2 separate regions of the Homo sapiens genome follow, and region 1 is linked to region 2. A link is a loop called in an ENCODE intact Hi-C map of the cell type or tissue named here. Cell type or tissue: MCF 10A. All regions are shown on one strand. Links, peaks and the distances in the headings refer to the core of each region. The heading gives the core; the rest is flanking DNA.

Region 1 (10,564 bases), core at 1,277-9,276, 59 kb after region 2:
ATGCCACAGCATTTCAGCCTGGGTGATGGAGTGAGGCTCTGTCTCAAAAAATGAAAAAATTAATAAAAAATAAAAAAAAGAAAAGTTGACTCACACAATCCTATCCTCTTTTTATGTTGAGTTCACAAATTATATCTTTATACATTGTGTGTTCACTAACACAGATTTGCAATTATTTTGTACACATTTGCATTTTAAATCTTGTAGAAAATAAAACGTGGAGTTACAAGCTAAAATTACAATAATGCTGGCTTTTATGTATCTGTGTACATTTACCAGAGATTTTTGTGTTCTCATACAGTTTCAAATTTCTCTCCAGCATTTTTATTCAACCTCAGAGGCTCTCTTTATCATTTCTCATACAGAAAATCTAGGGGCAATGAACTGCCTTAAGTTTTGATTTCCAAAAACGTTATAATTTTGCCATCATTTTTAAGGATAATTTTGCCAGCTGTAGAATTCTAGGTTGAAAGAATTCTAGGTTTTCTTTATTTTCAATATATCATCCTGCTGCCTCCTGATCCTAAAGGCTTTTGGTAAGAATTTGGTCAACTATTTATTAATAATCCCTTAGATATGATGATTTACTTGCCTCTTGCTGCTTTTGATATTATCTCTTTTGATAGTTTAATTATAAAGTGTCTCAGTGTGGGTGTCATTGAATTAATTTAACTGGAAGTTTTTTGTGCTTTTTGGATGTGTAATTTTGCATTTTTCAGAATTTGTATACATGGAACCATACAGTATATAGCCTTTGAGACTGACTATTTTTTACTTATCAGCTTGCATTTTAAATTCAGCCATGTCTTCGTGAGTCTTGATAGGTCATTCCATGTTATCACTGCATAGTATTCCATTGCTTGGGTGTGATGCACCACAGTTTATCAATTGAATTGTTGAAGGGCATCTTGGTAGATCACAGATCTTGGAGATTATGAATAAAGCTGCTATAATCATTGGAATGCAGGTTATTTTTTGTCAACATATTTTGAAATCTGTTAGATCAATTTTTGAATGTGCTTTTGTTGACTCATATAACAAAATTATGTTTATCTCTTTAAGATTGTGAATTAGTGTCGACTTTTCTCATAATGTTTATATTTTATTTAGCCTTTCTCCCACTTGCAGCAGAATTCAGGTCTCTTGTCTTATATGTTAGAGTTCAAACAGTTTTTTCTCTGCAAATGTTTTCACAATTTTGTCCGTGTTTCTTCGTTTTCCTTTTTAACTTTTCTGGAGGGAAACCACGGCCTATGCACATTCACTGTCTTGAAAAGATTCTTACAAAAAGAGGTGTCTGATTCATTCCATTATTTACCACATATCCTTCTCATTCTCATTTTAACACTAAGCATACGGGATTACTTTATATTACTAATAGCTCTTGAAATTATGCTCTTAAATATACTGATCTAACATATAGAGAAAATAAAAGTAGAATATATAGGGTCTATTCACTTTGAGAAGGTTAATACTGATGAGCTATTCAGTTTCTTATAATGATTTAGCCTAAAATTTAGGTAATTTGCCACCAGAAGGAATGTGATATTTAAATGAGTGATTTCTTTATTATCCTAAACAGCTAACTACAGTAACAGCAAACTAAATTGGAGGTAACATTGTATATTTTTTTCACACAGAATGCTGAATCTTTATAAGTGCTATTTGTTTTTACACATGAACAAATCCACATACTGCTATTTTTTGTATTTAGATTTATTTTCTTATATTAACTGAATTCAGAGGAAAGTCTTAGAGAGTCCAAACATCAAGGAACAATTAAAGCATCTGGTTTCTGTCCTTTGCTGTAAATTTCTGCTTAGGTTAACTCTCATTTTCATCACATAGGATAAGTGTCAAAATCATCCCATCTTATTGTTTCTGCACACTTCATTTAAATCATATATTTGCATTTGTTTTGTCCTAAAAACTTCTGGCACACACTTCAATAAGATAATATAAAAGATCTTAAAGGTGAAGCAAATAACTTTCTCAACCATAAACAACTCGAACTCGATATCTTGTCTCTATCTCTTTCGTTAACAATGTGTTACTTTAGCATTTTGAGCACTATCTGTAGCCTGTGCTAAGTACTTTAAATGCAGTCTCTGCTTTAGTTGTTTTCTCATGACAATTAGTGGTAGGTACTATTATTATCACTATGTTCTATTATAGTTACTACCTGTCCTACTGATCGCCCATTTCTTCCAATTTCATCATATTATGGCCAATTTATGCTTTCTATCCACGTGGCTCCTGGATAGTAGACAAACTCATTCCGATTTTTTTAACCTAGTATGATCTCCTAATTTTGGTGAGCTGTTTCATAGATACATATGGCTATGGAGTGTCTGTGGCTTCTGTGTGTGTGTGTGAATGCTATGAGGATGGGGATTATTATTGGGGTTTTCTTCAAGACAGATTTTAGTAGTGATGTGATCAGATGTAGAGCTATCACAATAAAACAACTGCTACTTACATCCAGCCCCACCTTTAGTGTCTGGCCAAAAATGCTGGAAAGAAGGAAGACCGTTTTCTCACTAATTGGACAATGGACAGGGTTGTCTCTTGTCAGCTTTTCAAATTAGAATTTTAGGATTCCTCACTCAATAATAGGTAACATTCGGAGAATATTTTGAAAAGTAAAACAAGAAAATAAACATCATCTGTAATTATACCAGCCAAATATAATCACATTTAATATGTTGTTTTACATATTTCCTAACTTTTAACAAATACATGTTAATGAAAATGTTATCATCCTTTACATAAGTTTTTAGTAAAATTTAATGTTTTAAATAATATTAAGTAATCTTTCAAAACATCCTTCTTAATTATCTTCAGAATTCTACTATATCTTTATCTGATACATTGAATTATGGAAAGACAATGGAGACTAAGCCTTCCATTCAGAAATAAAAGCAGAAGGCAGATATGCATGGGGGCTTACAGTTACCATTTCTCTGAGCATAAGAAGAATATTTTGCCATGATTCTTGTTTCTTTATTTGTTTACATATTTAATTTTAAATCTTCATTTGCTAGCACTATTTGGTTTAGTGGAATGTATCATAGTAAAATATGAGATAAAATGTTGCATCAAATATTAGACCAAATAAATTTTTTGTTCTTTCCTGTCATTTTTATGTACTAGTAATTCATACTTAATGATCTACTAGAAAATCAGGAAGTAGAAGTATTAGGAATGAGCCTAAGGCTATCAGACTCTTAAAGAACATAAAGCTAAGCTCTTTAGACATGAAGATAGATGATAAAGACCCATGAGGGGTGTGTGTGTGTGTGTGTGTGTGTGTGTGTGTGTGTGTGAAGTATGCCTCGCTCTATGTCTCAGGGCCTGGATGTCCTAACTTGGGGAAACTGTGACTATTAGCTGTCCCTCTTCATGTTATGGCCATTCCTCATGTAGCTGGTCTGTGAGGAACTCTGAGTTTCCAGTTCTCCACGTCAACTTGTAAAGTCAGCCTGTCTGAGATGCTGGGGGCACTAGGTCTGCTGCCACTCTGGTGCCTGCACTGCTGTGATAAGCAGCCTGTTTGAGTGGGGTGTCCTAAGAAGGGGAGTCTCAGGTTGTGACCCAAACTGTGTTATCTCACACAGTGATCTCATTTGGCAGCGAATTCTTCAATTTTGCATGGCAGAAATTAGACATTTCTCTATGGATTTATGTTTTAGATGTGATGTGAGGCTCTTGGGGAGTAGTGGGTGATTTATTGAGTAAAGGACTTTTACTTTGGCTGGTGAAGTGCGTGGCATGTGTAATAGTCTATAGGAAGCATTTGGTGAGAACACCATTTGTAATCACCTGGCCTCAGGGTGCTGACATGATGGCTCTATTTCTGTAGTGTCCTGGCCAGTGGTGATCTTGGCTAAAAGCTCTTCCTTACTGACAGGAGCAACAGCTGTTCTGGGAACCTAACCTACTTAACTGAGGGATGTGATGCTGGCTTGATTCAACACTCTGCCCTTCCTGGAGCACAGTTGGTGACTGCTCCAGTGATTTTGAGTCTTTCCTCTTCCTCATTCTCCTTTCTTCTTATTCACTTATAAAACCATGTTCTTGGGAAGCTTCCCGATTAATGGTCCAGATAAGGAAGCAGTAGCAACATCACTTTAAATGTTTAATATACAGTACTTAGAAAGGCTCACTGATTGTAGGAAGCATTTAAAAAAGTTGTGAAAGGACAATCACTAAATGCATTGACAACATATGTGTTAAGTGAACAATATGTACCAAAATGGACAGATGACAGGTATACATTGGGTATGAGTTGATAATCTAGCAGTTTGTGGGACTAGAAGGTTTATGGAAAAGACAAAGGAAGAACATGCAAACAAATTAAAAAACACTGAGAAACATCTAAAACCTGTTTGGAAATAGAGAGGAAGAATACATATTGGATTACCCTTTGTTTGTATTTTCCCCTTGAGTTAAACTTTAAGTGCTCTTACCTTCCTCACTCTGCACACCTACTTCTAATTATTTACATATGATAATGTCTATGCAGCTTGTTCTCTATAGGATGTTCACAGGGAACCATATATGCATGGTTCCATACATAGATTTTGAGTCAATACTTGTAACTTTAGTTTCCTTCTCTCCATTACTTTTTATAAATAAAAAGGCTGTAGTACACATCCTTGATGGCACCAAGTAGCAAACGTGCTGTGGAGACTAGATCTCACTCTCAAATCTGTCCTGGGATGCAAGTGCCTCTACGAATGTGGTGCAGAAGCTACAAATGTGGTGCAGAAGACAGCTTCAAAGAGGAAAGGAATATAGGTAAAAATCTGAGGTTTTATCTGAGAAAAAGGTGGCAAAGAAAATTTCAGTCTTGAACAGGGTCAGCAGATAGCACAATGTGGTCAGCCTGCAAACCCAGAGGTAAGTATTATTGTCCCCTGTTTATAATCCCAGGGAGGAGAGGTGACATGCCTGTTGTCATGGAACTTAGCAAAGAAAAAGCTTAGCTCAGGCCTTTGTTAAGTCTCTCCTTCCTTCTAGCACATTGGCCAACTGTATGAGGAAAGTAGAGGTAGAGTTGGGTTCATGTACAACAATATGGCATTCAGCTAGAGTGGATCAGGACAGGAAGTTTTATGACTCAGGGGAGGTAAGATAGGAAGGGATCATTGTTCCCAATCAAGAAAGAGAGCCCTTGACAACCGGTTAGAGAATCCCTCCAATTATCTCTCTGACGAAAGTCACTGAAACTGAGATCTAAGGCAGGTTCTCTGTGACTCATGAGCACTTAACCCAGTGGGGAGATCCCAGAACAGGATATTTCCTAGTTTGAGAATGCCTCTCATGCCAGATATGGATACATTTGCATTTTACTTTGGACATTGCTGGACCAGCCCAGTTTTAGGCAGTTCCACTTCCCACTGGGTGGGGCAGAACGTCCTATAAAGAGGTTCCCTGCTGCACAACTCTTAAACTCCTGGTACTCTAGCACCGATCTGCTTTGGAGAACCTGGTGAGTGTGAGTCCTTGAGTTCCTCAGTTCTTTGTGACCTGAAATATTGAATTTAATCTGAAAACAGCAAGTTTGGTTGATACAATTCTGTAACCATGGGTTTGATTCTACTTAGTAGATGGAAATTTAGATTTAGAGTACAGTGATATGCTATTTTAGCTTGTTTCTTGTATACAGTTAGGTGTCCATACGGACAGAGAAGTTAATAGGAAAGCTTTGAATTGAAGAAGAAAAAAGAACAAAGTATTTTTTCCCCATGTTTTCCTGGTGTCTTTTTCAAAGGTTTGTGTCTTAACAGGTGCCAAGAGCCTGCAATCCTTCCCAAACAGCCCTTTGTTCTGTGCTCAAGTCAACCCACTGGGACTTTACTACAGATAATGATAAGAGAAATGGCTTGTGAGATTGCTCATGGTATCTGAACTTGTCACTGCCTTTCCTAAAGATGTTATTTTCACAGAAATAACATGCTTGGTTCATTACTACAGAGATATTTTCTTTGGAAAAATTGTATGAGAAAACACAAGATTTCCCAGGGCCAATGAAGCAATTTGCTAAAGTGGAAGGGAGAAACGAAGTAGTCTTGAAAAGGCAGTTAAGAGTTTAAATAATTTCTTGGAGATGGGGAAATAATATTTCATGGTATTACATAAGCATTAGCTTCTCTCTCTGGAGGAGTCCCTTCCCACAAACACTGTTGTATCATTTCTTTCAGATCCTGAGACTCCAGCAGGATGTCTTATCAACAGCAGCAGTGCAAGCAGCCCTGCCAGCCACCTCCTGTGTGCCCCACGCCAAAGTGCCCAGAGCCATGTCCACCCCCGAAGTGCCCTGAGCCCTGCCCATCACCAAAGTGTCCACAGCCCTGCCCACCTCAGCAGTGCCAGCAGAAATATCCTCCTGTGACACCTTCCCCACCCTGCCAGCCAAAGTGTCCACCCAAGAGCAAGTAACAGCTTCAGGATTCATCAGGAGCATGAGAGGATAAGGATAATTGGCTCACCTCGTTCCACAGCTCCACTTGCATCTTCTCACCAAAGCCTTCCATGGATGCACAGGGAGCTTCTTTCTCCTTAACCTGTGGCCTGCCTGTGATGATCTGTGACAGCAAAAGATTCCCTTTCTGAGGCTGCCATACTGCCACTGTCCAGGTGGAGCTAAGAAAAGGAAGTCCTCAGCTGTGCCAGCTCCCAGAGCTTCGGAAGAAAGAGCAGCAGCTCTCTCCCTGGGAACCATCAGACAATTCTGTTGATGTGTTCTGTGTCTGTCTGTCACCTGGTCATGAGCTTCTACCACCTTTGCAATTGTCATTTATCTTTCACTCCCTGAATAAAGTATCTATGCATATATATTTGTGAATGGATCTTTTGTTTCTTTTAGAATCTGCTTTATTAGTAATATTATATGATTATTTGGATTTTGTTCTACCTTTCTCTGATCCCCAGGACCAGGATTTCACAATTATTGTTATCTGAATTTTGGGCCATAACAATGATTATTTTTATATCATTTTAAACCCCTTTTATTTTCCTTAATTAGTGTTTGATTGATTTGAAGAACAAATCAATCAGAATTTTAATCTCTTCATTTTAAAATGTGGAAAATAATATTTATATCACTAACTTATCTTAGGCATAAAATGGAATTAATATCAGGAATTCAGTTGACACAATTTCTGACATATCATTACTACTCATTTGATAGTAGTCTATTAGCAGCAGTACATCATCATTAAAACAGAACTATTATTTGACCCAGCAGTCTCACTATTGGGTATATACCCAAAGGAATATAAATCATTCTACCATAAAGACACATGCATGTGTATATTTATCGCAGCCGTGTTCACTATAGCAAAGGCATAGAATCAACCCAAAAGCCCATCAATAGTAGAGTGGATTTTAAAAATGTGATAAATATACGCCATGAATTCTACACAGCTATAAAAAAATTAGATCATGTCTTTTGTAGCAAAGTGGATCAAACTGGAGGCCATTATGCTAAGCCAACAAAATCAGAAACAGAAAACCTAATACCACCTGTACAGCCATTGCGGAAACCAGTATGAAGTTTCCTCAAAAGTTAGAAATAGAAGTAATATATGATCTTGCAAACCCACTACAGGGTGTATACCCAAAAGAGACGAAATTAGTATATCAAAAAGATATTTGCACTCCCCTGTTTATCACAGCACTTTGCACAATAGCCAAGAAATGGAATCCACCTAAGTGTTCAGTAACAGATGAATGGATAAGGAAAATATGGTTTATATACACAGTAGAACACTATTCAGCAATGAAAAGAATAAAATCTTATTTGTGACAACATGGATGAACCTACAGAACATTATGTTAAATGAAATAAGTAAGACACAGAAAGGCAAATATTGTATGTTCTCCTTCATATGTTGGAGCTAAAAAAGTTGCTTTCATGAAGGTGGAGGGTAGAACAGTGGTTGTCAGGGATTGGGGAGTGTGTAGGGGAGGGAGGGAAGGATGGGGAGAGGTTAGTTAGTGGGTACAAAGTTACAGTTAAACGGGTATAAAGTTACAATTAAATAAATATAATGAATTATAATTTTTATTTATAATTAAATAATACAATTAATTGTATTATAATAATACAATACAAGTAATACAATTTAATTATGATTAAATAATAATTAAATGGGTACAAAGTTACAAGTAAATTAAAAAGTTACAATTGAATACATACAATTACATATACATCATGGAAAGCTACATAGCCATGAAAAAGAAAGAAATCATGTCCTTTGCAGCAACATGAATGAAGCTGGAGGCCATTATCCTAAACAAATTAATGTGAGAACATAAAACCAAATACTACATGTTCTCACTTATGAATGGAAGCTAAACATTGGGTACTCATGGACATAAATATGGCAATTAAAAGGAATGAAATACTAATACACGCTACAACAAAAATCAGTATTTAAAATATTATGCTAAGTTAAAGAAGCCAGATACAAAGGACCACATATTGTATAATATTATTTATATGAAATGTCCAGAATAGGCAAATTTATAGAACCAGAAAGTAGACTAGTGATTTCTAGGGGTCTAGGGGCAGGGGAATGAGGATTAACAACTTGTCAGTATGGAGTTGTTTGGAGGAGTGATTAAAAGATTCTGAAATTAGTGGTGATAATTGTATAACTGTGAACCTACTAAGGACTATTGAGTGTACACGTCAAAAGGGTGAATTTCATGGTATGTAAATTCTGTGTCAATAAAGGTATTTTAAAAACAAAGAAAATGGGCTCTTTTGTAAACATAAATGCAAGAGAATAGAGGGAAACCAAAAATCTGCAGAGTTGGGAAACTCAATTACTTTTAAATAGAAAGAGATAAAATCGAGAATAATTTTGAGAGACAAAAGTTCATTAAAACTCAGGTTTGCACTTAAGATTAGATTAAGTTTTAATGTCATCCCACCTACGTTTATTTTTCCAAAGAGTGTCAAAGAAGCCACAGTTGAGGAAGACAGACATGGAAAAAAGAAGGAATAAATAAGCACAAGAATTTCATCTGCGAAGGAAATGAAGAAATGTGGGTATAGTTACTAGCATATAGAACTGGCTAGAAGAAAATAGATTAGAAATCTACTAAATTTTTGAGGAATCATATTCCCAAAGTAATCAAAAGCTAGATCTTAAAACAAAACAAAAAGAAATGAAGCAAAACAGCTTTCCAAGAGCCTTAAACCACACTTGGTTAGAAAGTGAGCTGATTCTTCCAATCCACAGACATGGAATTTTTCATTTGTTTGTGTTATCTATGATTTCTTTCAGAAGTGCTTTATAGTTCTCCCTGTAGAGATGTTGTATATTCTCCCTTTCGCCTCCTTGATTATATGTATTCCTAGTTATTTTTTTTTCGGTGGCTATTGTAAATGGGATTCCATTTTTGATTTGACTCTCAGCTTGAACCTTATTGATGTATACAAATGCTACTGATTTTGTACATTGTTAAATTGCCATACTGCCCAAAACAATCTACAGATTCAACACTATTCCTTTCAAACTATGAACGCAGTTTCTCACGGAATTAGAAAAACCTATTCTAAAATTCATATAAAACCAAAAGAGAGCTCAAATAGATAAAGCAATCCTAAACAAAAAGAACAAAGCTGGAGGCATCACATTACCTGCCTTTAAGCTATATTATAATGCTACAGTAACCAAAACAGCATGATACTGATACAAAAACAGACACGTAGACCAACGGAACAGTATAGAGAACCCAGAAATAAAGCTGTACACCTACAGCCATCTAATTGTTGACAATGTCAACAAAAATGACGAACATGTAAGGAGCTGTCTATTAAATAAATGCTGCTGGGATAGCTGGCTAGCCACGTGCAGAAGAATGAAACTGGACCTCTATCTTTCACCACCTGCAAAAATTAACTCAAGATGGATTAAAGATTTAAATATAATGTCTCAAATATAAGAATCCTAGAAAAAAACATAGGAAACACCATTCTGGACATTGGTCTTGGGAAAGAGTTTATGAGCAAGTTCTTAACAAGAATAGCAACAAAAGTAAAAATTGACAAGTGGGACTTAGTTAAACTAAAGAGCCTCTTCATAGCAAAAGGAACTATCAACAGAGCAAACAGACAACTTACTCAATGGGAGAAGATATCTGTAAATCATCTGACTAAGGTCTAATATCCTGAATCTAAAAGGAACTTAAACAACATAACAAGCAAAAACCAAATAATCACATTGAAAAGTGGGCAAAAGATATGAACAGACACTTCTCAAAAGAAGACATAGGAGTGGCCAAAAAACATGAAAAAATGTTCAACATCACTAATCACCACAGAAATGTAAATCAAAACCGCAATGAGATACCCTCTCTCACCAGTTAAAATGGCTATTATTTAAAAAGTCAAAAAACAGCAGTTGCTGGCAAGGCTGTGGAGAAAACAGAACATTTATACACAGTTGATGGGAATGTAAATTAGTTCAGCCATCGTGGAAAGCAATTTGGAGATTTCTCAAAGAACTTAAAATGGAGCTACCATTTCACCCAGCAATCCCATTAC
Region 2 (10,564 bases), core at 1,575-9,574:
GTATTTTGTAGCTTAAGAACTTATTGATTTTTTTCCTTAATTTGATTATTTACCCAAAAGACATTCAGAAGCATGTTGTTGAATTTCTAAGTAATTGTATGTTTTTGAGTGAATTTCTTAGTCTTTATTGGTAATTTCATTGCACTGTGGTTTGAGAAATTGGTTGTTATGATTTCAGTCCTTTTGTATTTGCTGAGGAGAATTTTATATCCTATCATGTGATGGATTTTAGACTATGTGCCACGTGGCAATAAGAACAATATGTATTCTGTTGTTTTTAGGTGGACAGTTGTGGATTATTAGCAGGTAAATTTGATCCAGTGCTGTGTTTTGGTAGTGAGTAGCATTGTTAATTTTCTGTCTCTTTGATGTGTCTAATACTGTCTCTGTGATGTTTCAGTCTCCCACTATTATTATGTGGGAGTCTAAGTATCTTTGAAGGTCTCTAAGAACTTGATTTATAAATCTGAGTTCTCCTGTGTTGGGTGCACATATATTTAAGATAGTTAGGTCTTCTTGTTGATTTGATTCCTTTACCATTATGAAATGTTTTAGTCCTTTTCTGATGTTTGTTGGTTTAAAGTCTCCTTTGACTGAAATTAGGATGGCAACACCTGCTTTTTTCTGTTTTTTGTTTGTTTGTTTGCTTGGTAGATTTTTCTCCATCCCCTTACTTTGAGCCTATGTGGGTCATTATATGTGAGTTTGGTCTCTTGAACACAGCACACCAATGGATTTTGGTTCTTTTATTAGCTTGCCACTCTGGGTTTTAATTGGGGCATTTAGTCCATTTACATTCAAGGTTAGTATTGATACATGTGGATTTGATTGTGTCATGATGTTAGCTGGTTATTCTGAAAACTTGTTTATGTGGTTGCTTTATAGTGTCACTGGTTGTATACTACAGTGTGTTTCTGTAGTTGCTGGTAATTGTCTTTCTATATTTACTGCCCCCTCTAGTAAGGTAGGTCTGGTGGTAACAAATTCCCTTAGCCTTTGCTTGTCTGAAAAGGATCTTTTTTCTCTTTAAGTTATGAAACTGAGTTTGAGTAGTTATGAAATTCTGGGTTGGTATTTCTTTTCTCTAAGAATGTTGTATATTGGCTCCCAGTCTCTTCTGGACTATATAGGTTCTGCTGAGAGGTCTGCTGTTAGTCTGATGGGCTTCCCTATGTAGGTGACTTGACCTTTCTCTCTAGCTGCCTTTAGCATTTATTCTTTCATTTGACCTTGAAGAATCTGATGATTATTTGTCTTGCAGATGATGTTCTTCTGTAGTATCTTACTAGAGTTCTCTGCATTTTCTGAATTTGAATGTCTGCCTCTCTAGCTGGGTTGGGTAAGTTCTCACGGATGATATCTTGAAACACATTTTCAAGTTGGTTACACTCTTCCCATCTCTTTCAGCAACACCAATGAACCACTAATTTGATTTCTTTACAAAATACCATATTTATCTGAGGCTTTGTTCATTTCTTTTCATTCGTTTCTCTCTCTCTTGTCTGACTGTCTTATTTCAGAAAGTCAGTGTTTGAGCTCTGGGATTCTTTTCTCTGCTTGGTCCATTCAGAAATTAATGCTCATGATTGCATTAGAACATAACAAATAATAAATTTTGTAGTGTTTTTCAGCTCTATCTGGTAGGTTATGTTCTTTTCTATACTGGCTATTTTGTCTGTCAGCTCCTGCGTCGTTTTATTGTGATTCTTAGCTTCCTTGGATTGGGTTTCAACATAGTCTTCCACATCAATGATCTTCCTTCCTATCCATATCGAAATTCCATTTCTGCCACTTCAGCCATCCTGGCTCAGTTCAAAACCCTTGCTAGAGAGATTGTGTGGTTGTTTGGAGGAACAAAGACACCCTGGCTTCTTGAGTTGTCAGAGTTCTTGTGCTGATTCTTTCTTATCTTCATGTGCTTATATTCCTTCAATCTTTGAAGTTGCTGACATTTGGATGGGTTTTAATTTCTTTTATCTCATTTGATAACCTTGAGGTTTTGATTGTGGTATAATGTCAATTCAGATGACTGGCTTCATCTCTGAAAGATTTTAGGGTCCCAACATTCAGCTCCCAATTCCTGGACTGCATGCCATAACTCTGAGTGAAGTGTGTCAGGCTTGACTTTGTTCTTTGGCTCCTCCAGGTTAGGAATCCACTGTGCTATGGAGGCTGAGGTGCTCCCTGACCCCTGTTCACTACACTCTGATGGGTGGTGTCAGTCAAAGTGTTTTGCAGTGTGGTGGCAGTGGGGTCCATTCTTGTTTGTATGTGTCAAGAGCAGTGTCAGCATGGCAGGGTGCATACTATTGGGCTGGGGGCAGGGTTCTTGCAGGTGCTAGGGTACCTGCCTCTGTGGGGATGTTCACGACAGTGGTGAAGGCATTGTGGCTTGGGGCTGTAGGGGGTCCCTGCTGGTTACTGTGTGTGCTGTCACACTTGTAGTGTTGTTGGTATATGGGTAGGGTGCTGGTGGGTGCGGGTCTGTGTCTTTTTTCTGTGTGCTGCAGTTAAGGGTGGTTGTTTGGGGTGCAGGAGTTTCCATTGTTTTCATTGCCTGGTTTCACTCCCATTGTTGGCATGGGGTATACACTGGCATGGGCGGTGCATTGGCAGGGATGGGGTTGGCTGGCTATGTGACTGCAATGGCTATCACCAGGGAGAATGGACTGACTGTACTGTCACTGCAGCAGTGACAGGGCAGGATGCACACTCTCACATCTACTGATGAGAAGAGGAAAGCAAAACCCACTCATGCACTCACATGCTGGCAAAGTGATATGGGGTGTTGCTCTGGGCCCCAGGGAGGCTGCAGTGTTAGGAGTGAGCAGGTGGGCTTGTGGGTGACCCTGGGTGGCTGCCCCACTGGAGTTCTCCATTTGTTAGTTGTGTTCTCCCAGCACAGACGCTAAAATGTGGGTCCCAAGGTCGCCCGAGTTTGCCCTGCAAGGAAGTGCATCCAAGCTGGCACCCCAGGAGAGACCAGCTGACCAGGAGGTGCTCAGGTCAGACTGTCCCCATCTGAAGGGTAAGATTGCCATGCAGAGTTCAGGTCCAACAGCTCCCCAAGGGCTAAAGTCTGCTATGTGAGTAAGTTGAGCCTAGGGAGATGGCCATCCCTGGCCCTGCTCCATTACAGACACTCCCCTACCAAACCCTTTAGGCTCCACATCAGCTGGCATGCTGCCCCTGTCACTTCCCTAAGCAGCTCTCCCTGCCAACTGGAGCATCCCTGGTGGTTAAGGGTGTCTCCCCCTGCTGGGATTCCAGAGGCCCATGGCGAGAGTGGGTTGTTCCCTGTCGGTTCAACTCAGCTGTTCCCCTGGAGTCACTGGAGGCCAGGAACCAGTCCTGGTGTATAGTGTCCCTGTGCAGGGCTCCTAACTTTCTCTCTTTTCAGCCTCATTTCTGGGTCTTCCCTTGGTTCACTCTCAGTGCCTTCCCTCTGAATATCTGTTAGAAGTGCACTTGTTACCTCGGTCCCTTAGTGGCAGCTGTTCCACCTGGCTGCATCCAGTTGGCCATCTTGCCCAGAGACAAAGGAATTATCTGGGATGTTAAATGTTTTTGAGTGTTTTTTACTTCAATATTCATGAGAAATATTGTTCTGTAGTTTTCATTTCTTGTAGGGTCTTTGTCTGGTTTTTGTATCAGGGTAGTGGCGGGCCTCATGGAACAAGACAGGAAGTAGTCTCTATTTTCAGTTTTCTTTTTTGAAGATTTTGAGAAGGATTTTTTTACATTTATCCAGTAAATCTTTCTGGTTCAACACCTTTCTTTCTAGTGAGATTTTAGATTAGTGATTCAATCACCTTGCTTATTGTATATCTATTCAAATTATCTATTTCTTCATGATTTGATTTGGTATACAGTATATTTCTAAGAATTTGTTCATTTTAACTGGGTTATTTAATAAGCTGACATAGAATTATTTATAGTTTCCTCTTCAAATTGTTTTCATTTCTGTAAAATCAGTAGTAGCCTTCCTCCTTTCTTTTAAGAATTTAGGTATTTGAGTCTTACATCATTTTTTATTCCTGTAGTTAATCTGTCTAAAGATTTGTCAAGTCTGTTGATCTTTACAAAGAAATAAAACTTAATGTTATTGATTTTTCTCTACTGTTTGCTTGTCCTTTATTAGTATCTCTACGCTAGGCTCATATTTTCTTTTTTGGGGTTCATCTTACTTTACTTTTTGTAGTTTCTTAAGTGTAACATGAGATTATTGATCTGATATTTTTTTTTACATTAAAAATGTATGTGGTTATGGCTATAAATTTTCCTGTTAGCACTGCTTTTTGCTGCAACCCATAAGTTTTGGCATGATGTGTTTTGTTGTCAGTAGTCTCAAGTGATTTCTAATTTTCCCTATGATTTCATATTTGACTTGTTGGTTAAGTGTGTTGTTTAATTTCCACAAATTTGTGAAATTTGCTGTTTTAATTTGATTATGTTTTTAGTTTTATTTCCTTGTGATTGGAAAAGTCCATTGCATGATTTTAGTCTTTTAAAATATATTAACTTGTTTTGTAGCCTAATATGTGGTCTATCCTGGAGAGTGTTCTTCCATGTTCTCTTGAGGAAACTGTAAGGAGTATCCTGCTGCTGTTGGGTAGAGTGTTCTATATTTGTCTGTTTGGTCCGATTGGCTTATATATTTAAGTCCTCTATTGTTTCGAACCTCTATTATTCTAGCCATGAGAATTCACTAATGAGAATTCACTAAATATTCACTGACAGTGAATTATTTGAGTTTTCAACATTTATTATAGACCTATCAACTTCTTTTAATTTCTCTCACTGTATCTTCATATATTTTGTAGTTCTGATGTTTAGTAAATGTATGTTTATAACTTCTCTATTTTCTTGGTGAACAAATCTCTATCAATACATGTGTCTTTTGTTGAGTCTTATAACAGTTCTCAACTTAAAGTTAATTGTGTCTGATGTTAGCGTAGCCACCTCTGGTCTCTTTTGGCTACCATTTACATGAAGTATCTTTTTCCATCCTATTACTTTCACCTTCTTTGTGTCTTTAGCTGTAAAGTTAGTCTCTTTTAAACAATAAATAGTTGAATTTTTTTCTTTTTGATTCATTCTTCCAATTTGTATTGTTGGGAAGAATTTAATTCATTCACATTTAAAGTAATTACTGATAAAGAAGGTCTTCTTTCTGCATTTAGTCTTTTCTGTATAATGTTTGTTTTTCAATACTGTCTGATTTATGTTTATTTGATTTTTTTGTAGTGAAACTATTTTATTGCCTTTTATCTTTTGTGTATACTTGAAAATATTATTGTGGTTTCAATGGGGATAATATATTATATCCTAAAGTTATAGTAATCTACTTGAATTAACACTCGTTTAACTTCAATTGCATCGAAATGTTGACTCATACCCAGCCTGGCCAACATGGCGAAACCCTGTCTCTACTAAAAATACAAAAATTACCTGGGTGTGGTGGCGCATGCCTGTAATTTCACTACTAAGGAGGCTGAGGAAAGAATTGCTTGAGCCCAGAGGTGGAGGTTGCAGTGAGCCAACATCATGCCACTGCATTCCACACTGGGTGATGCATTGAGATTGTCAAAAAGAAAAAAAAGTTGACTCATACAAACCTATCCTGTTTTTATGTTGAGTCACAAATTACGTCTTTATACATTGTGTGTTCACTAACACAGACTTGTAATTATATTGTATTTATTTGCATTTTAAATCTTGTAGAAAATAAAAAGTGGAGTTACAAGCTAAAATTTCAATAATGCTGGCTTTTATGTACCAGTGTACATTTATCAGAGATTTTTATATCTTCATATAGTTTATCTCCAGCATCCTGAAATTCAACCTGAGAGTCTCTCTTTATAATTTTTCATACACAAAATCTAGGGCCAATGAAGTGCCTCAAGTTTTAATTTCTGGAAATGCCATAATTTTGCCTTCATTTTAAAGGACAATTTTGCCGTGTGTAGAATTCTAGGTTGAAAGTGTTTTATTTTAGGGCTTTAAATATGTCATCCCACTACCTGCTGATCTCTAAAGTTTCTGATGAGCATTTGGTCACCTACTTCTTAAGGATTTCTTCGATATGATGATTCACTTCCCTCTTACTGCTTTCAAGATTCTCTTTTGATAATTTGATTGTAATGTGTGTCACGGTGGGTGTCACCGAATTCATTGAACTCGGAGTTTGTTGCACTTTTTGGATGTGTAATTTTGTCTTTTACAGAAATCATATAAATGGGCCTATAGCCTTTGAGACTGACTTTTCTTACGTATCAGTTTGCATTTCAAATTCAACCATGTCTTTGTGAGTCTCGACACGTCATTCCATGTTATCACTGTGCAGCATTCCATTGCATGGGTGTGATGTACCACAGTTTATCGATTCAATTATTGAAGGATATCTTGGTAGATCACAGATAGTGGATTTTATGACTAAAGCTGCTATAATTATTTGAATGCACATTATTTTTTATTTTATTATTATTATTATTATACTTTAAGTTTTAGGGTACAAATGCATAATGTGCAGGTTAGTTACATATGTATACAGAATGCACATTATTTTTTGTCAAGATATTTTAAAATGTACTAGATCAATTTTTGAACGTGTTATTGCGGGATCATATCATAAAGTTATGCTTATCTTTTAAGATTGTAAGTTAGTTTGGATTTTTTTCATAGTGTTTATATTTTATTTAACCTTTCTCAAACTTACAGTAGAATTTTCAGGTCTCTCATCCTATGTTAGAGTTCAGACAGTCTTTTCTCTCCAAATTTTTTCACAATTTTATTTGTGTTTCTTTGTTTTCCTTTTGAGTTTTTTTTTTGAGGGAGACCACAGCCTATGCACGTTCACTTTCTTCAAAAGATTCTTACAAGGAGAAGTGTCTGATTCATTCCATCATTGACCACATAGCCTTCTTAATCTCATTAACACTAAGCATATAGGAGTACTTTATATTACTAATAGCTCTTGAATTTTGCTCTTAAATATTCGGGTCTAACATAAGGAGAAAATAAAAGTAGAATTTATAAGGTTTATACACTTTGGAAAGATTAGTGCTAATGAGGTATTCAGTTTTTTATAAGGATTTAGCCTAAAATTTAGGTAGTTTGCCAGCTGAAGTTTGTGATATTTAAATGAGCAATATTTTTATTGTGCTAAACAGCTAACCACAGTAACAGTAGACTAAATGGGAGGTAACATTATATATTTTTTTGACACAGAATAAACCATTATATATATTTTCACACAGAATAAAAATATCTATACATGTTAATATTTTGCAAATCAATAAATCAACATACTGCTATTTATTGTTTTTAGATTTATTTTTTCTTGTACTAACTGAATTGAGAAGAAGTCCGTAGACAGTTCAAATAACATGGACAAATTAAAACTTTTTTTGTATCCTTTGTTCTAAGTTTCTGCTTAGGTTAACTCTCATTTGTAACACATAAGAACAAAAGTGCAGAACAGTCTATCTTATTTCTGCACACTTCATTCAAATCATACATTTGCATTTGCTTTTTCCTAAAAACTTCTGGCACACACTTAAAACAAGGATTATATAAACAATCTTAAAGAGAAAGCTGATACCTTTCTTAACCATAAACAACTTGAAATCGATGTTTTGCCTCTATCTCTTTGATTAACCATGTGTTTCTTTACTATTTTGAGTATTATCTGTAGCCTGTGCTAAGTACTTTATATGAAGTCTCTGATTTAATTTTTTTTCTCATGACAATTTAGTGGTAGGTACTATTGTTATCACTATGTTCTATTATATTTATTACCTGTCTACTCATCATCCATTACTTCCAATTTCATCATATTATGGCCAATTTTATGATTTGTATCTGTCTGGGTCTTGGATAGTAGACAAACCCATTCCTGATTGTTTTTTACCCTAGGAAGATCTGCCAATTTTGGTGAACTGTTTTATAGATACATATGGATATTGGGTGTCTGTGGCTTCTGTGTACATATGTCACTGCTATGAGGATGGGGAATATTATCGGGGTTTTCTTCAAGAGAGATTTTAGAAGCGATGTGATCCAATGTAGAGCTATAACAATAAAGCAACTGCTACTTACATCCAGCCCCACCCTTGGTCTCTGGCCAAAAATGCTGAAAAGAAAAAAGACCATTATCTCACTAATTGAAAAATGGACAGGCTTGTCTGTTGTCAGTTTTTCAAAGTAGAATTTTAAGATTCTTACCTCAATAATAGGTAACATTTGGAGAATATTTTGAAAAGTAAAACAAGAAAATAAACATCATCTGTAATTTCACCAGCCATATAAAATCACATTTCATATATTGTTTCATATGTTTCCTATCTTTTAATAAATGTTGACAAAAATGTTGTCATGCTTTATGTATGTTTTAGTACAATTAGAATATTTTAAATTATATTAAATAATCTTCCAAAACATCCACCTTAATGATCTTCGCTATTCTACCTTATGTATGTTCTGTAATTTATCGGATTCAGCAAGGAAGGACAAATGCTAGGCTTAGCCTTTCATTCAGAAATAAAAGCAGAAGGCAGATATGCATGGGTAGTTGCAGTTACCATATCTCTGAACATACCAAGAATATTTTACCATAATTCCTGTTTTTTAATTTTTTTCTATTTAATTTTAAAACTTTATTTGCCAGTACTATTTTGTTTAGTGGAATGTATAGTATTAAAATGTGAGATAAAATGTTGAATCAAGCATTAGACAAAATTAAAAGTGTTTGCACAAAGTGAATGGACTTCTATGAAATTATGTTATGTGAAAAAAAGAGCAATTCTCAAAAGGTTACATGATGTATAAATTCACTCAAATATTCTTAAAATAATGAAATCATAGAGATGGATAAAAGAGTAATATTTACTAGAGGTAAATATTTGGGAAAGGAGGGGTGGTTATGGCTATAAGTGGGGAGCAGAGGAGCCTTGTGGTAATGGAACAGTTATGTATCTTGACTGTAGTAGTAGCCAATGCTACGTACGTGATGTAAATTTCATAGCATTATAAACACAAACACACATGAGTGAATATATAATTAATAAAATTCAAATATACTTTCTGAATCGCAAAATGTTAAAGGTATCTGTTCTTTCCTGTCATTTTTAAGTACTAATAATTCATACTTAATGATCCCCTAGAAAATTATGGAGTAGAAGTAATAGGAATGAACCTAACTAAGGCTATCAGACTCTTAAAGAAGATAAAGCTAACCTCTTTAGACATGTAGATAGATGACAGATAAAGACTCATGGTATGTGAGTGTGAGTGTGTGTATGTGTGTGTGTGAAGTATGCCTCACTCTATGTTTCAGGGCCTGGATGTCATAACTTGGGGAAGCTGTGACTAGTAGCTGCCCCTCTTCATGTTGTGGCTGCTCTTCATGTACCTGGACTGTGAGGAACTCTTAGCTTCAAGTTCATCACCTCAACTTGTAAAGTGAGCCTGTCTGAGATGCTGGGGGCACTAGGGCTGCTGCTGCTCTGGTGCCTGCACTGCTGTGATAAACAGCCTGTTTGAGTGGGGTGTTCTCAGAAGGGGAGTCTCAGGGCATGACCCAAACTGTATTATCTCACACAGTGATCTCATTTGGCAGCCAATTCTCCAATTTTGCATGTTAGAAATCAGACATTTCTCTAAGGATCTGTGTTGTAGATGTGATGTGAGACTCTGGGGAGGAGTAGGTGACCTATTGAGTGAAGTCTGTTTACTTTACCCACTGTGCTTGGCATGTGTAATAGTCTATAGGAAGCATTTGGTGAGAACACTATTTGTAAACACCTGGCGCAAAGGTGCTGACATGATAGTTGTATTTCTGCAGCATCTGGCCACAGTGATCTTGGCCAAAAGCTCTTCCTTAAAGACTGGAGCAATTGCAGATCTGGAAACCTAACCTGCTTAACTGAGAGATGTGATGCTGGGTTGATTCAGTGTTCTTGCTCTATCTGGAGCATAGCTGGTGAGTGCTCCAAAGAATTTGAGTCACTCCTCTTCCTCTTTTTCCTTATCTTCCTCTTCCTTCTTCTTCTCCAATTATAAAATCACATTCTTGGAAAGCTTCCTGATCATTAGCCCAGATAAGAAAGCTCCAGCAGCACTGTTTTAAATGTTTAATATACAATGTTTAGTAAGCCCCATTGATTGCAGGAAGAGTTTTAAAAAGATGTGAAAGACATTCACATTGACAACATACGTATCGAGTGAACAATGTGTACTAAAATGAACAGATGAGAGGTATACATTGGGGTGTGAGTTGATAATCTAGCAGGTTGTGGGGCTAGAGAGCTTTTGGAAAAGACAATGGAAGAACATACAAACAAATTAAAAAATACCATTTTTCAAAGACTAAAACCTGTTTGGAAAGAGAGGTAGAGAAAGCAAACACATAGGATCACACTGAGTTTATATTTTCCCCTAGATTTCAGACTTTAAGTGCTCTGACCTCTATTCTGGAAAACTTCTAATTATTTACATAAGATACTGTGAGTCTATGCATCTTGTTCTCTATATGATGTTCACAGGGAAACATACAGGCATGGTT

Evidence for each region. A loop is a pair of places that touch in the nucleus more often than their neighbours do. Peaks named below come from ENCODE experiments on the same cell type or tissue, not always from the same donor. Only the 100,000 strongest peaks of a DNase experiment are listed, where the experiment ranks them.
Region 1: a loop joins it to region 2, with 5 times the contacts of the local background. A loop is called at or near these places in 4 of 110 quality-filtered maps.

The regions. Positions count from the first base shown.
Region 1 is chr1:153,036,008-153,046,571 of GRCh38, reverse strand. SPRR2D (small proline rich protein 2D) reads left to right here and starts at 5,452. Exons shown (of 2, transcript NM_006945.5): 1 at 5,452-5,494; 2 at 6,207-6,840. The coding sequence starts at 6,226. The coding sequence ends at 6,444. In MCF 10A, for the core only: no CTCF peak of the experiment used is centred there; no DNase peak of the experiment used is centred there.
Region 2 is chr1:153,095,413-153,105,976 of GRCh38, reverse strand. No RefSeq gene overlaps it. Among named protein-coding and RNA genes, the nearest start is that of SPRR2E, 6.2 kb to the right of the region's middle. RefSeq lists an enhancer at 5,162-6,361. In MCF 10A, for the core only: no CTCF peak of the experiment used is centred there; a DNase peak (open chromatin) is centred at 5,516.